Regions from separate parts of the Homo sapiens genome. Here region 2 is linked to region 1. The links are chromatin contacts, found by POLR2A ChIA-PET in ENCODE. All regions are on one chromosome and are shown on one strand. Each heading gives the region's core, a stretch centred on a gene start or an enhancer-like site at or near the end of the contact. The rest is flanking DNA. Distances are from core to core; before and after follow the strand shown.

The links. ChIA-PET counts read pairs that join two places held with the same protein, here RNA polymerase II (POLR2A).
Region 2: POLR2A ChIA-PET joins it to region 1 with 11 read pairs in WTC11. The contact joins two enhancer-like sites. POLR2A ChIA-PET finds 5 or more read pairs at or near these places in 2 of 52 experiments (H1 and WTC11).

Annotation. Positions count from the first base shown.
Region 1 is chr1:839,747-846,450 of GRCh38, forward strand. The region is part of intron 2 of LINC01128 (long intergenic non-protein coding RNA 1128); the gene reads left to right. Among named protein-coding and RNA genes, the nearest start is that of LINC01128, 16 kb to the left of the region's middle. Within about 2 kb of position 4,910, at least 2 of the 41 ENCODE cell types and tissues checked have a DNase peak (open chromatin) inside an H3K27ac peak, as active enhancers do.
Region 2 is chr1:937,328-943,555 of GRCh38, forward strand. It overlaps SAMD11 (sterile alpha motif domain containing 11), which reads left to right. Exons shown (of 14, transcript NM_001385641.1): 6 at 1,713-1,802; 7 at 1,948-2,085; 8 at 3,817-3,979; 9 at 4,809-4,924; 10 at 5,083-5,161; 11 at 5,232-5,731; 12 at 5,926-6,050. Among named protein-coding and RNA genes, the nearest start is that of SAMD11, 17 kb to the left of the region's middle. RefSeq lists enhancers at 608-1,319, 5,889-6,028 and silencers at 1,046-1,095, 4,317-4,386, 4,457-4,656. Within about 2 kb of position 4,434, at least 15 of the 41 ENCODE cell types and tissues checked have a DNase peak (open chromatin) inside an H3K27ac peak, as active enhancers do.

The DNA of each region.
Region 1 (6,704 bases), core at 3,660-6,159:
CTTGATCTGTCTGTAAAAGGATGGAGGCCAGAAGGCAGTGGGATAACATATTCAAAGTGCTCAGAGGAAGAAACTATTAATCCACAATCCTATATCCAGCAAGGCCATCTGTCAGACATGAAGGTGAAATAAATTTCAAGATAAGCAAAAACGGAGAGAATTTCTTGCTAGCTGAACTGCTTTATGAGATATTAAAGGAATTCTTCAGGCTGAAAACAAGTGAACTCATACGATTTTCAAATCCACACAAAAAAGCAAAGGGCAGTAGTAAAGGTAATTATGTACTTTTTAAAAAAGGTGTAAATGCATATATTTTCTCCTGTTTTCAAAAGCAACTGCATAGGACAATAAGTATGGAATTGTATTATTGGACGCATAACATACAGAAATGTAATATACTTGACAATAACAGTACAAAGGAGGCAAATGGGAAAAACTGCACTGGAGTAAGGAAATGGCCACATATTGTATAATCCCATTTATATGAAATGTCCAGAATAGGCAAATCCACAGAAGTAGAAAGTAGATTCATAGTTGCCTGGGCTTGCGATGTGGGTGCAAGAAAGAAGGAAATGAGTACTAATGAGCATGTTTCCCTTAGGGAATGACAAAAATGTGATGATTTCACAGCTCTATGAACGTACTAAAAACCATTGTAGTATTAAAAAAAAAAAAAAAGAACAAAAGAAAAGAAGAGTAGAATTTTGGGTACATAATTGTAAAATCAATCTTTAGTGGAAAGCTCTGTTATCCAGAAACTCAAAATTAGCTACATAACTTCCCCAGAAATATTCATCCGCAGCAAATATTCATCAGAGACAGAATCCAAACCCAGGTCTGTGTGAATCTAAAGTTTATTTTCCTCCACCTGCCTTAACAACAAATTATTGAATAACTCAAGGACACAATACCTCGAAAGAGTCTGAAACATTTCTGTGATGAATTTACTTATGAATCCCAATACTCTTGATTCTAGATGATGTGTTTTGTTCAGCATCTGTTTCAGTCATATCAAGTAAAACCACTTCCCCCAGGTAATATAGTTTTCCTTTTTACTTTTTCCCTTGGCCTCAGCATTTACAGCCCCGTGCAGACTGTTTTAACAAACGCGTTGGTGAGGTGTGGTAGAATCACAGGCAAAGGCGTGCTTTGCTGTGCTGTGTAGGTACATATCAAACGCTCACCAAGAAATTATAAAATATTATTCATAGCAGTTTTTTTCTTCAGTATTTTATGGGCTAAGTGCAATCTGGCTTTTGATAACAACGGCTGAATAATATTTGAGTTTGCCAGCTGAAATGTCCTAAATATCTTATTGATTCATTTATTGCCTCTTCAAATAACAAGGCAACAAGACAGTGTCAGAATGCTCAGTGTTTTTACTTTTTTGTCTATCATGGGATGGTGTCAGTTTCAGTAAAAACGATGTCTCTTATTTTGGTCCACATTGTAGGAATCTCACCAGTGACACGCGTTTGTGAAAAGCTGTGAATATTCAGTGCCACAGGGTTAAACCTCGGTACAGAAGCGAGACCCTGCTGGGCAGAGAAAGGGTGACCTGGAAGGTGTGTGAGGGCCCCGCCCATGGGCCCCTGTGATGGTCATGGCCTCAAGAATCACAGTCCAGGTGAGGCCCTGAATATCCACAGCCAGGACCAGTTCCCTCTGCTCTTGGGTGCCAAGGCCACCGTCAGCCAGGAGAGGCCTGCAGAATCAGCCTGTGCACCTCTCTGACGATAAGCAGAGATGCTGGTTTAGAGACTTGCTACTCACGGGGAAGTCCTTGGGCCTCCTGTACTCACATTACCTGGAACTTCTTGGAAATTCAGAATCTCAGGCCCCAACCCAGACGGACTGAATCAAAATCTTCATTGTGGTAAGACCCTCGGTGACACACAGGCCTGGGAAGCACAGGTTAGCGTGTCACCTTGGGCAAAGCTCTCAGCATTGTGAGCCTCTGTTTTCTACTCTGTAAAGGAGGCATGAATATCTACAACATCAGTTTGCCATGAGTATTGAAAAATAATGTCTTAGAAGCACAGGGCAGAGCCTGGCATGTAGTTTGTGCTCAGTGCACAGCAGACAAGAAACCACATGCACCAGACCTGGGCGGCCGTCGGCAGCCCACCCTGAGCAACCATGGGTGGCCCTCTTGTCTCTCGGGACAAGAAATGCTTCTTTAGAAATGCTTCTTTCCTTTCTAAAATGAAAGTTTTGGACAGTATTTCCTTTCATTTAAAAATTTCATCTGTGTATTTGATGGCCTCTGTTGTTTCTTTCCTGAAACTCCTGCTAACATACTGGGAGCTGAAGAAGGGCTCCGTGAAGGCGAGTAGGGGTGCCTGTCCCTCCCAGGGAGGAGCTTCCCTCCTCTCACCTGCTGCACGAGCCCTAGTGCTTCACCAACTCCAGCCTCAGTGCCCTGACACTGGGGGAGGGAAAGGAAGCGCACGCACCAGCCGTTCCACCCACCGAAGTTGTTTGGTCCCAATCTGCAAAATCAGTTAAACGTCTTCCTGCCTGGCAGCAGATCAAAGGGTGAGGGGTCTGGGACAGACAGAGACGGCTAGAGAATGGATGGTGAAGTGCTCAGAGGCCCTGTGGGCTATCCCACACTCGGCGGAAGACAGCAACACCATCAAATCTCCACCCTTTGTTATCCATGACTTAAAGAAAAGTGAACAGGGAGGTGGACAACTGTGCAAAGACTGGCTGGAGTCAAATCCTGGGCATAGGTGAAGCATCGAGAATGCTTGTCACACGTTTGAATGTGCAGGGGGACTCTGACTGGAAGCTCCTAGCAGAGGCTGAAGACACTGGTTAGGTCCTGGTGCGTGCCTTGGGATGCATCCCAGGCAACGGGCCCAGGAGCTTGAGGTCATGTCCACCTGGCTCACCAGGGAGTCCTGCACCATTCTTCAAACCTAACTGGAAGAGACACTGATCCTTCCTCCCACCTAAGGGCTCCCAGAGCCACAGGTCTCCGACTCTCCTGCAACACCTCCTGCTGCCTGTTCCCACCGCCCATGATTCACTCAGTCACCATCCTCAGCAGCACCCGACAGCCTCTGTGTGTCTGTGTCACTCACCATTACCAGCCCCCTGGGTGCCCAATGCATGTATGTTAGACAGAACAAATGCACGGCGGCCTTCAGCAGCACCGACCGCGTCAACCCCTCTGTGCTCACACCAGGAGTGATCAGCGCACACGCCCTCCCACAGGATGGGAGAAGGTGATAACAGCTGAGCTGGGTGTCCAGAAGCCAGCCCCACCCCACAGCCACTACTGAGAGGTTATGAGATCATGGCCTTATCCCGAGTAATGCTGCTGCAGTGAACTGGGACTTTTTTCCTCTGAATTCAAAGGTGGGGCAGTCTAGGCACCTGGATGCACCATCTGCTCTGTCCCGGCCTGGTGGCTGCTCACTGTGGGATGCTGTGCAATTAGACAGTTACTATCTTTCCCTGGTTGACGGATTAGAGTTTCCCTTTTCTGAGCATCTTGTTTTGAAGTGATCCGAAGTGTTTAGGGTTAAAGAGCGTGATTTTCCCAAACTGTCCAAAGAAATAGAAGCAGGTCTGCAAGAGGGGGGTGCCCAGAGCCTTGAGATGGAAGCGAGATGGGGTGAGACCTGGGGAGCTCTCCAGGCCGCCGGGAAGCTGCACGTCATCCTCTGGACCTCTTTGCTGACTGTGTGCTGTCACCACAGCAGCCGCCTTCTCTCATCTGTAAACAGGATTTTACGTAAATTTCCATACACTTGGTTGTTGACAATTAAGTAGATTGTTTTTAAAGATACTTGAAATGATATCAGAATTTCCTAAATATATCATTAAAACAGGAAACTTAGTTACCTACTCACTCGAATCACTAGAGAATACCAAATAGGAATAGGAAGATAACACACTGGTAAGAAAAATGTCCAAGGCCAATCACAGGAGTCAAAGCTCGTGATCAAATCAGCTCTGCCTGGGGAGGCCGTGCTCATGGCACCATTTAGTGACAAGTGGGTGACTCTGGGGCAAGTTCCAGGGGTGTCACCCCCAAGGCAGCAGCTCAGGTGCAGCCACCATGGAGGCAGTTTCACTGAGGGGCCCTCTGAGGCCCCTACTCTGAGATTCTAAGACAGGGTTTGAAGAATGTTCCAGCATTTGAACACATGAACCCTATGATGTCCTGCTGTGAGAGAGAACAATGTCCCAATTTTGCCCAGGTGATTTGAACATCTCGGTATGGATCTGTTATGGGTTGAATTTTCTCCTGCCCAAATTCTTATGTTGAAGTCCTTACCCCTGATGGGACTAGATTTGTAGACAGGGCCTTTAAGGAGGTGATTAGCGTAGTGAGGTCACCAGGTGGGCCCTGATGCAATCTGGCATCCTCCTAAGAGGACATGAGGACACAGACACATACAGAGGGACGATCGTGTGAGGACACAGAGGATGGCATCTGCACGCCAAGGAGAGAGGCCTCAGGAGGAACCAGCCCTGCCCACACCTTGATCTGGGACTTCCAGCCTCCAGGGTTGTGAGAGAGAAATGTCTGTTGTTTAAGCCATGCAGTCTATGGTGCTTTGTTATGGCAGCTCCAGCAAGCTAACCTGGGATCTAAAATGATACTTAAACTGGTTCAGTCTGATTCTTAAACTGGTTCAGTGGAGCTAGGCCAGGCTCCCTCTGAGCAGATGTTGGTCCCTTTGCAGGCCTGCTGTGTGTGATGATTGCTAACCAGGTTATGACAGTGATCTTTAAGTAAGTGGGAATCTTGTGAGTTTTGAGGTTTTGTTTTTTTTTTTAATGAAATCTACATGGGATGTTTCAAAAATAGCAGCCTCTGTATACATTTGTCAAGCAGGAAGCTGGGTCTGCGGGGAGTAGGGTGGGGCTGGTTCTCCCACACGCTTGCCACTTTCAGGCCCTTGCCTTGCATGGGCTGCGGTGGTTCTGCCAGTGTGGATTCGAACCGATAGGTTTCGCTGTACCTTGATCAGCATCCTGCTGCCGAGAAAGCCAAAAAGGGCTGGAGCAACCCTCCCGTGTGCCATGTGAGCCTGTTTCCTTTCTACAGTCACCAGTTCACGCAGCAAGTGTCAGAGCATTCCTGTAAGGCCCGGCTCTCCACAGGGGCCAGGGGAGCTTTCTCTGGCAGGGTCTTCTTCACTGTGTGTAGGATACGGCAGCCTTTGAGGCTGGGGAACCGAAGTTTTCCTTTTATTCTATTTTAATTAATTTAAATTACAATAAGTATTATCACTAAGTTTATGCAAACACGTGAGGGAATGCTGATTTAGAGCTGGTGGCGTAAGGTCACAGAGCTCCCACGAATCTCACATGGAAGCCTTGTTTCTCCAGGTTTTTTGTAGTTTGTACTGAATCACACACCATGCTGCTTCCATGTTTTTTCAGGGATTTCCAACACAGATTTTCCTGAGTACCCTGGATTAATCTCCTTTTGGATAGGTCCATGGGGGCCCTGCTGCTTTTTCCCCTTAGCCCTGGGCGAGGTCATCATAGAGGGGGAGTGGCAATGGCTCACAAGGTACTAGTGGAACCCCAGTAAGTTATCTCAGAGCCCGCTTAGAACACAAGTGCTACGTCCCCCAAAAGCTTTGCAATGAGTATCTGATGGGAACAAACTCAGTCAAGGACAGGCCCAGGTTGGGGCTTGCAGGCTGCAGATTCAGAATTGTTTATGAGATGGGAGCCATACTTTCTAACAACAAGACCTGAATTTCTCAATTTAATCCAAGTCGTGACTTAAGTTAGCGCCCTTCCGTTCCTCTATTACATTTCTGTTCGGCATGGATCAAATTGCCTACAAGGTGGAACAGATTTCAACTGCAATCTCTGAACCAGAAAATTCACTTATTCTCATGAAAGTTTGTAATCTTTGGAGAGTTGCTTAAACACTTAAAACCATCTTTCCTCTTTCTATACTCCAAACTTACCTGCTGCAATTTCTTGCTAAGAAGCAAAGTGCTATTTGCCTATTCCTATCTCTCTTTACCATCAGACACTCCTTAAGTTAAGAGCTAGATAATTCGCTCAGCCTCAGGCCAGGCCGAGCCTCACTCTAGAAGTCACATTCCTGAGGTGTAGGGGGTCAAAATGCCTCTCATTGTTCAGAAGCAGGTGAGGGGCCAGCCAGGGCACATCCTGCTCTCCAGGCTTGGTTCAGATAACTGTCAGCCCAGTTTTCAAGAGCACACACCAAAAATGCACCAAAGCTTACATCCATACAAACACCCGCACATGGATGTTTATGGAAGCTTATTTGTTTTTATTCATAATCACCCAAACTCAGAATCAACCAAGATGTCCTTCAGTAGATGAATGGATAAACTGTGGTGTGTCCAGGCAGTGGAATATTATTCAACGCAAAAAGAAATGAGCTATCAAGGCATGAAAAAATATGGGGGAACTTTAAATGCATAAATGAGTGAAAGAAGCCAGTCTGAAAAGGCTACACCCCGTGTGCTTCCAACTACAGGACATCCTGGAAAAAGCAGAATTACCAACACAGTGAAAGATAAGGCCTGGTGGTGTGGGGAAGGATGAACAGGTGGAGCACAGGGATCTTTAAGGCAGACAATCTACTCTGTGTGATACTGCAATGATGAGTTCATGCCACTATATATTTTCCCAAACCTATAGAATGTACAGCACCAGTGGTGAGCCCTGATGTGAGCTGTGGACTCTGGGTG
Region 2 (6,228 bases), core at 3,184-5,683, 97 kb after region 1:
CCATGAGTGAGGAGTGAGCATGGCCTCATCGGCCTTCCTGCGGTCTCATTGCAGGCCCCCTTCCACCTGCCCCCCCCCCCACCCAGTCACCTCCCCCAGGCTAGGAGGAGGCCTTAGCCCCCCACAGAACGGAGAGGGTAGTTTCCACTGTGTACAATGGAAAAGTGATTGCCAGGAGGTGAGAGGCCTTGCTAACCCTGAGGGCATGTGCATGGTGGGCCAGGTGGCAGGTGTGGAAAAGAGCCAGGTTCCCCCAGCCTTGGCCCACCCCCTCCCAGCCCACCGAGCTCTGGCACGGGAGGCTGTGGGGGAGACGATGGCTTCTCAGGGGCCTGAGCAGTGGTGCCTGGATCCGTGTGTGGCCAGGTGCCCCCCGCCGCCCGCCGGGCCCAGCCACCCGATCTGTCACCGAGGTGGGGACCCTGGACCAGACCGTGGGACTGACCCTCTCTCTGGGGCCGGGCCTGACAGCAGCCGGGCCAGGATCAATAAGTTATTAGCACCACTCTGTCAGCTGTAATGTGGGATTGATCGGTGTGGCCGCCGCACTTCCCCAGCCTGATAAAAATGACAGATTAAGGGAATAAGAAAAAGGAATTAGGCCTGGAGCTGACGGCAGGGCTTGTGGGGGGACGGGCTTGGGAGCCCCACTGCCTAGGCCTCATGGAGGTCTTGGGTCACAGGGGAGTGGCCCCTCACTCCACCCAGCTAGAGCCCTCATGAGGATGAGGAAGGGCCAGAGTCGGAGGCACTGGCTGGCCTGGGAGACCCCCAGGGCGTGGAGTCAGGGGCTTCGGAGGAGCTCGGGGTGGGTCGGAGATGGGTACATGGATGGTGTGGTCTGGAATGGGTGCGGTCGGCAGGACCCAAGGGAGGACCTCAGGAGAGTGAGCTGGGCCTGGCCTGGGCCTCCCCTCTGCCACCTGCTGGGCTGTGTTTGGGGCTGAAGCTGGACCTGGCCTGGGCCTCCCCTCTGCCACCTGCTGGGCTGTGTTTGGGGCTAGGGCTGGGCTGGCCTCGTGGCTGAGGAGGTGGGTGAAGCTACTGGGAGGTGCACCCCAGAAGCCCAGAGCCTGGCTGGGCTGGTGGACAAGGGCATGACAGCCACGCCAGGGTGCTAGCTCAGGCAGGACTGGGCCAGAGAGGAGGACGTGGGCCTTCTGGGGGCAGGGATGGGTATGACCAAGTAGGAGGCCTGGGAGTGGAGGCGCCTCGAGGCGGCCTGGGGGGCCCACAGCCCAGTGACTCACAGAGCAGCAAGAGGTCAGGTGTGAGGTCCTTCCCGGCTTGTCTCACCCCACGCTGGCATGTGACCCTGCACAGCCCGCCCTCACTCCTGTCCAGGAGGGGAAGGTGGTGCCTGGTCAAACCAAAAGCTTTTTATTCTCCTCTAGGGGGATGAGAGGGGGGCTCGTTAACTTGCACAAGAGGCTAGATGGCGGGTGGGGCAGCTGGGTGCCTGCTGTGGATCTCTTCTGCACACACGCACCAGGGCCAGTGTCAGAGCTCCCCTGTGCCCCTGTCCCGCCACAGCCAGGCGTGATGTCCTCTGCGCTGAAGGCTGGGGCTGCCAGGGCTGGGCAAGGCCTGTACTCACCAGGACCAAGGGCCCCCTGAGAGATGGTGGGTGCGGTCCAGGCTGAGCTGGAGCAGGGGCTGGGTTCCCCTTCCATTCCTTGAGATGCAGGTGGGCACTCACTACCCTCCCGCAGGTGACCTGTTGGGCAAGAGGCTGGGCCGCTCCCCCCGTATCAGCAGCGACTGCTTTTCAGAGAAGAGGGCACGAAGCGAATCGCCTCAAGGTAAGAGCGTGGCTGGGACGAGAGACAGGTCACCAGGGGAGGGGGCAGTCCCTGAGGGTCCCCTGGACCTCGAGCAGGCACTCTAGAGGGGCGTGGTCCTCGGCAGTGCCTGGAGAAACCTCTCACCCCGGGTCCTCCCCAGCAGAGGCGCTGCTGCTGCCGCGGGAGCTGGGGCCCAGCATGGCCCCGGAGGACCATTACCGCCGGCTTGTGTCAGCACTGAGCGAGGCCAGCACCTTTGAGGACCCTCAGCGCCTCTACCACCTGGGCCTCCCCAGCCACGGTGAGGACCCACCCTGGCATGATCCCCCTCATCACCTCCCCAGCCACGGTGAGGACCCACCCTGGCATGATCTCCCCTCATCACCTCCCCAGCCACATGTACTCGGCCATTCCTGTTGCTGAGGCCCTGCTGACACCAAGGCCAGGCTGGATGCAGGTCCCTCTGCCACACGTCCTGCCCCATGCCCCCTGGGGCGGGCCACACCTCCATGTCCCCTAGGTCCCCAGGGTCATGACTAGCTCACATTTTATATAGAGAGAAATGGAGTCTGGGGTGGACCCAGGTGAGGGTGGGCAGTGGGCATGTCAGCAGCACCCCCCGAGGAGAGCAAGCTCCTGGACCCTGTGGTCTGTGAGTCGTCTATGCAGCCAGTGGACGCCGACCTGCCAGACGCCTGCCCCAGGAGCCTGGGGAGGGGCAGTGAGCAGAAAGGCCGGGCTGGGTGCAGTGGGCACTTGGCCACCAGGACTCCCCAGGTGCTGAAGAGACGCCAGCTGGAGGGGCTGCCCCTTCCCCCGGGTCGGCCCTGACCCTGTCCACCCCACCTCAGGACGTTCTCCAGGGGTCCCTCCGGGATGCACTCGGACCCCCTGCCCGCTGCACTCAGCCTCCCAGGCCCCAGCCGCCCGCCTGGCAGGGGAGCTTGGCTTTTCGGGCTAGAGGTGGGTGGGGGCGCCGGGAAAGGAGGCAGGATTCCTCACACCAGGCACCGTCCCCCAGGGCAGCTCAGGCACCAAGAGCCTGAATAATTCACCAAATGTTAATAATGTAAAAATCCTCCTTTTTAATTGCTTTCCCTGCTCTGCCTGGGGCCGCTCTGCTGGCCGCGCGGGGGAGGGGCGCCGGCCGCCGGGGAGCGCGCTGTCAATCAGGCCGCGCCGCCGCCCCCCCCCCCCGCCCCGCCGCGGAGCCGGCCGTAAATAACCCTGTAACTAACCCGGCCGCTAGCGCGGGGGCGCTGGGCCCCGCTGGGATCGATGCGGGCGGCCGCGCCGGCTGGGCTCTGCGGGCTGGCACCCGGCCCGGGGCGGGACCCACCTCCGCTTTCGGGTAATTAATTTATAAACAGAGGCGGCGGTGGAGCTGGCGGAGCCTGCATAGTGGGGGCTGCGGGGACTCGGGAGGCCCGGGCGGGAGGGAGAGGCCGAGAGACCTGGGACGCGGCGCCTTAGACGCGGGCGCTGCGTGCGCATTGGGGCGAGTGTGGCCACGCGGGACAGTGACCCTGCGCAGCCGGGACTGGGCGACCCCTGTGCTAGTGTGGCGTGCGTGCGCGGGCGCTGCCTTGCCTTTGTGACAAGCTTTGGCCAGCCGCGTCTACTATGGGGACCTCAGATTTTCTTGCCTCCCACCGAAGAGGGGGTCCCCTGGGCGGTCAGCCCCTGGCTGGCACTTCTGGACTCTCTCGCTGCCCCGCAGGCTCTGTGGCCTCGGGACGTCTGCACAGCCCCCTCCCCGCAAGGCTCAGCCGCCTCTCAGGCCGGAAGCCTCCAGGCACCCGGCTCCCCTTCGGGGAAGAGCTTTTCCCGACACTTCCTCGCCCAGCATCTTGTCTGCCGTCTCGGCCCTGTGGCCGCCCATCCTCCTGCCCCGTGCCCGAGACCAGCCCAGGGGCCGAGCACGGCCGAGTGGTGTGGTCAGTTCCCCACCTCAGTGTTCTACGCCAGGACGCGGGCTGGGGAGGATGAGGGCGCATAGCCGGGGGGATCACTGCTGTTGTCCCCCACCCAGATCTCCTGAGGGTCCGGCAGGAGGTGGCGGCTGCAGCTCTGAGGGGCCCCAGTGGCCTGGAAGCCCACCTGCCCTCCTCCACGGCAGGTCAGCGTCGGAAGCAGGGCCTGGCTCAGCACCGGGAGGGCGCCGCCCCAGCTGCCGCCCCGTCCTTCTCGGAGAGGTACTGGGGTGGCTGCCGTTCTCTGCTTGTTTCTGGGGTGCCGCCCGCACCCCCGCGCTCTCAGCCACCAGCACGCGCCCCGAGAGTGCCAAGCACTGTGTTCAGCTCTAGGTTCGGGTCCGGGCAGAGCGTTTCGGGGGTGACACCGATCTGGGCTGCAGTGTTGAGGGCGCCACTGGGGTGCGTGAGGGAGGCTGAGGCCCATCAGGGGGTTCCCTGGAGGAGAAGCCAGAGAAGGGGAGAGCTCCAAGTCTGGAACCCCGGGGTCAGTCGGGAGGGGTCGGCCAGAGGACTCAGAGCTGGAGGCGGAGGGGGGGTCCTGGCTGGCGCTCAAATGTAGACGCCGGCGCCGGATCTGTTCCCGGCACAGACAAGGCCTCCGGCACAGACCCGGGTTTCTCGGGTCCAGGACACGAGGCGGGGCGGGGCGCCTGGAGAAGGGAGGGGCCGCCTGAGGCCCGAGTCCCTGCCCGGCCGCTGAGCCCGGCGTCTGCAGCTGCCTCCACCGCCGCCCGGATTGCGGCTAATGACGCCCCCGCTTCCCCCGCCGCTCGGGTCCGCAGGGGAGGGGAGCAGGCGGGGCCGGCGCCCCGCGCAGTAATTACCGCTGCAGCCGTCGCCGCCCGCCGGGTCAGCGCCTCCGCGCCGCCGCCGAGATTAATTGGCGCCGCCGGCGGGGGCGGGGATGGCGCGCGACCTGGGGCCGTAACGAGCTGCGCATCGACCGCCCGCGGGGCCGGCAATTAGCGGAGGCGGCGGGGGAGGGGCGCCGGGGCCTTTACGGGAACGGGGGCGGGGGGGACGCCGCTCATTGCGCTGCCGTCCACAGGGAGCTGCCTCAGCCGCCCCCCTTGCTGTCGCCGCAGAATGCCCCTCACGTCGCCCTGGGCCCCCATCTCAGGCCCCCCTTCCTGGGGGTGCCCTCGGCTCTGTGCCAGACCCCAGGTGAGGAGGCGGGTGCGCATCCCCTGGGAGCCCGCGTGGAGGCTCGCGGACCCGGCCCTGCCCCTGTCGGAGCCGAGACGGACCGGGTAGGGGATTGCAAAGGGCCGGCTCGGACCGCCTCGGACCCCCCGACCCCGCGTTGTCCCCCTCCCCACCAGGCTACGGCTTCCTGCCCCCCGCGCAGGCGGAGATGTTCGCCTGGCAGCAGGAGCTCCTGCGGAAGCAGAACCTGGCCCGGTAGGTGCGGGGAGGCGGGCGGGGCCGCGCGGCCCGGGAGGCGGCTGACCCGCGTCTGCCCCCGGCCCAGGCTGGAGCTGCCCGCCGACCTCCTGCGGCAGAAGGAGCTGGAGAGCGCGCGCCCACAGCTGCTGGCGCCCGAGACCGCCCTGCGCCCCAACGACGGCGCCGAGGAGCTGCAGCGGCGCGGGGCCCTGCTGGTGCTGAACCACGGCGCGGCGCCACTGCTGGCCCTGCCCCCCCAGGGGCCCCCGGGCTCCGGACCCCCCACCCCGTCCCGGGACTCTGCCCGGCGAGCCCCCCGGAAGGGGGGTCCCGGCCCTGCCTCAGCGCGGCCCAGCGAGTCCAAGGAGATGACGGGGGCTAGGCTCTGGGCACAAGATGGCTCGGAAGACGAGCCCCCCAAAGACTCGGACGGAGAGGACCCCGAGACGGCAGCTGTTGGGTGCAGGGGGCCCACTCCGGGCCAAGCTCCAGCTGGAGGGGCCGGCGCCGAGGGGAAGGGGCTTTTCCCAGGGTCCACACTGCCCCTGGGCTTCCCTTATGCCGTCAGCCCCTACTTCCACACAGGTGGGCACCCCCACACTCTAGATCCTTCCAGAGGGCACAGGACTGGCAGGCCGCCTGTGGAAGGGTCTTGGGGGGAGGAAAAATTCCCCTTAGGCACCCATCCCCCACCTCAGCAATTGGGGCACACGACGGTCAGGAGACGGGCGGGTATGGGAAAGCCAGCCAGAGCCCTAGTAACACGCCCCACAACTCAGGCGCGGTAGGGGGACTCTCCATGGATGGGGAGGAGGCCCCAGCCCCTGAGGACGTCACCAAGTGGACCGTGGATGACGTCTGCAGCTTCGTGGGGGGCCTGTCTGGCTGTGGAGAGTACACTCGGGTAAGGGGGGGCCCCAGTTCCTGGGGCGGGGCTGGAGCTGGCTGGCAGTCACTACCTCCCTGGAAAGGATGGTGGGGTAGGGCCATTCCCCAACGCCCTCTCCCTCCCCAAAAGCAGTGCGCAGCAGGGACTGGACTGTGCACCCCACCTTTTTTTTTTTTTTTTTTTTTTGCCAGGT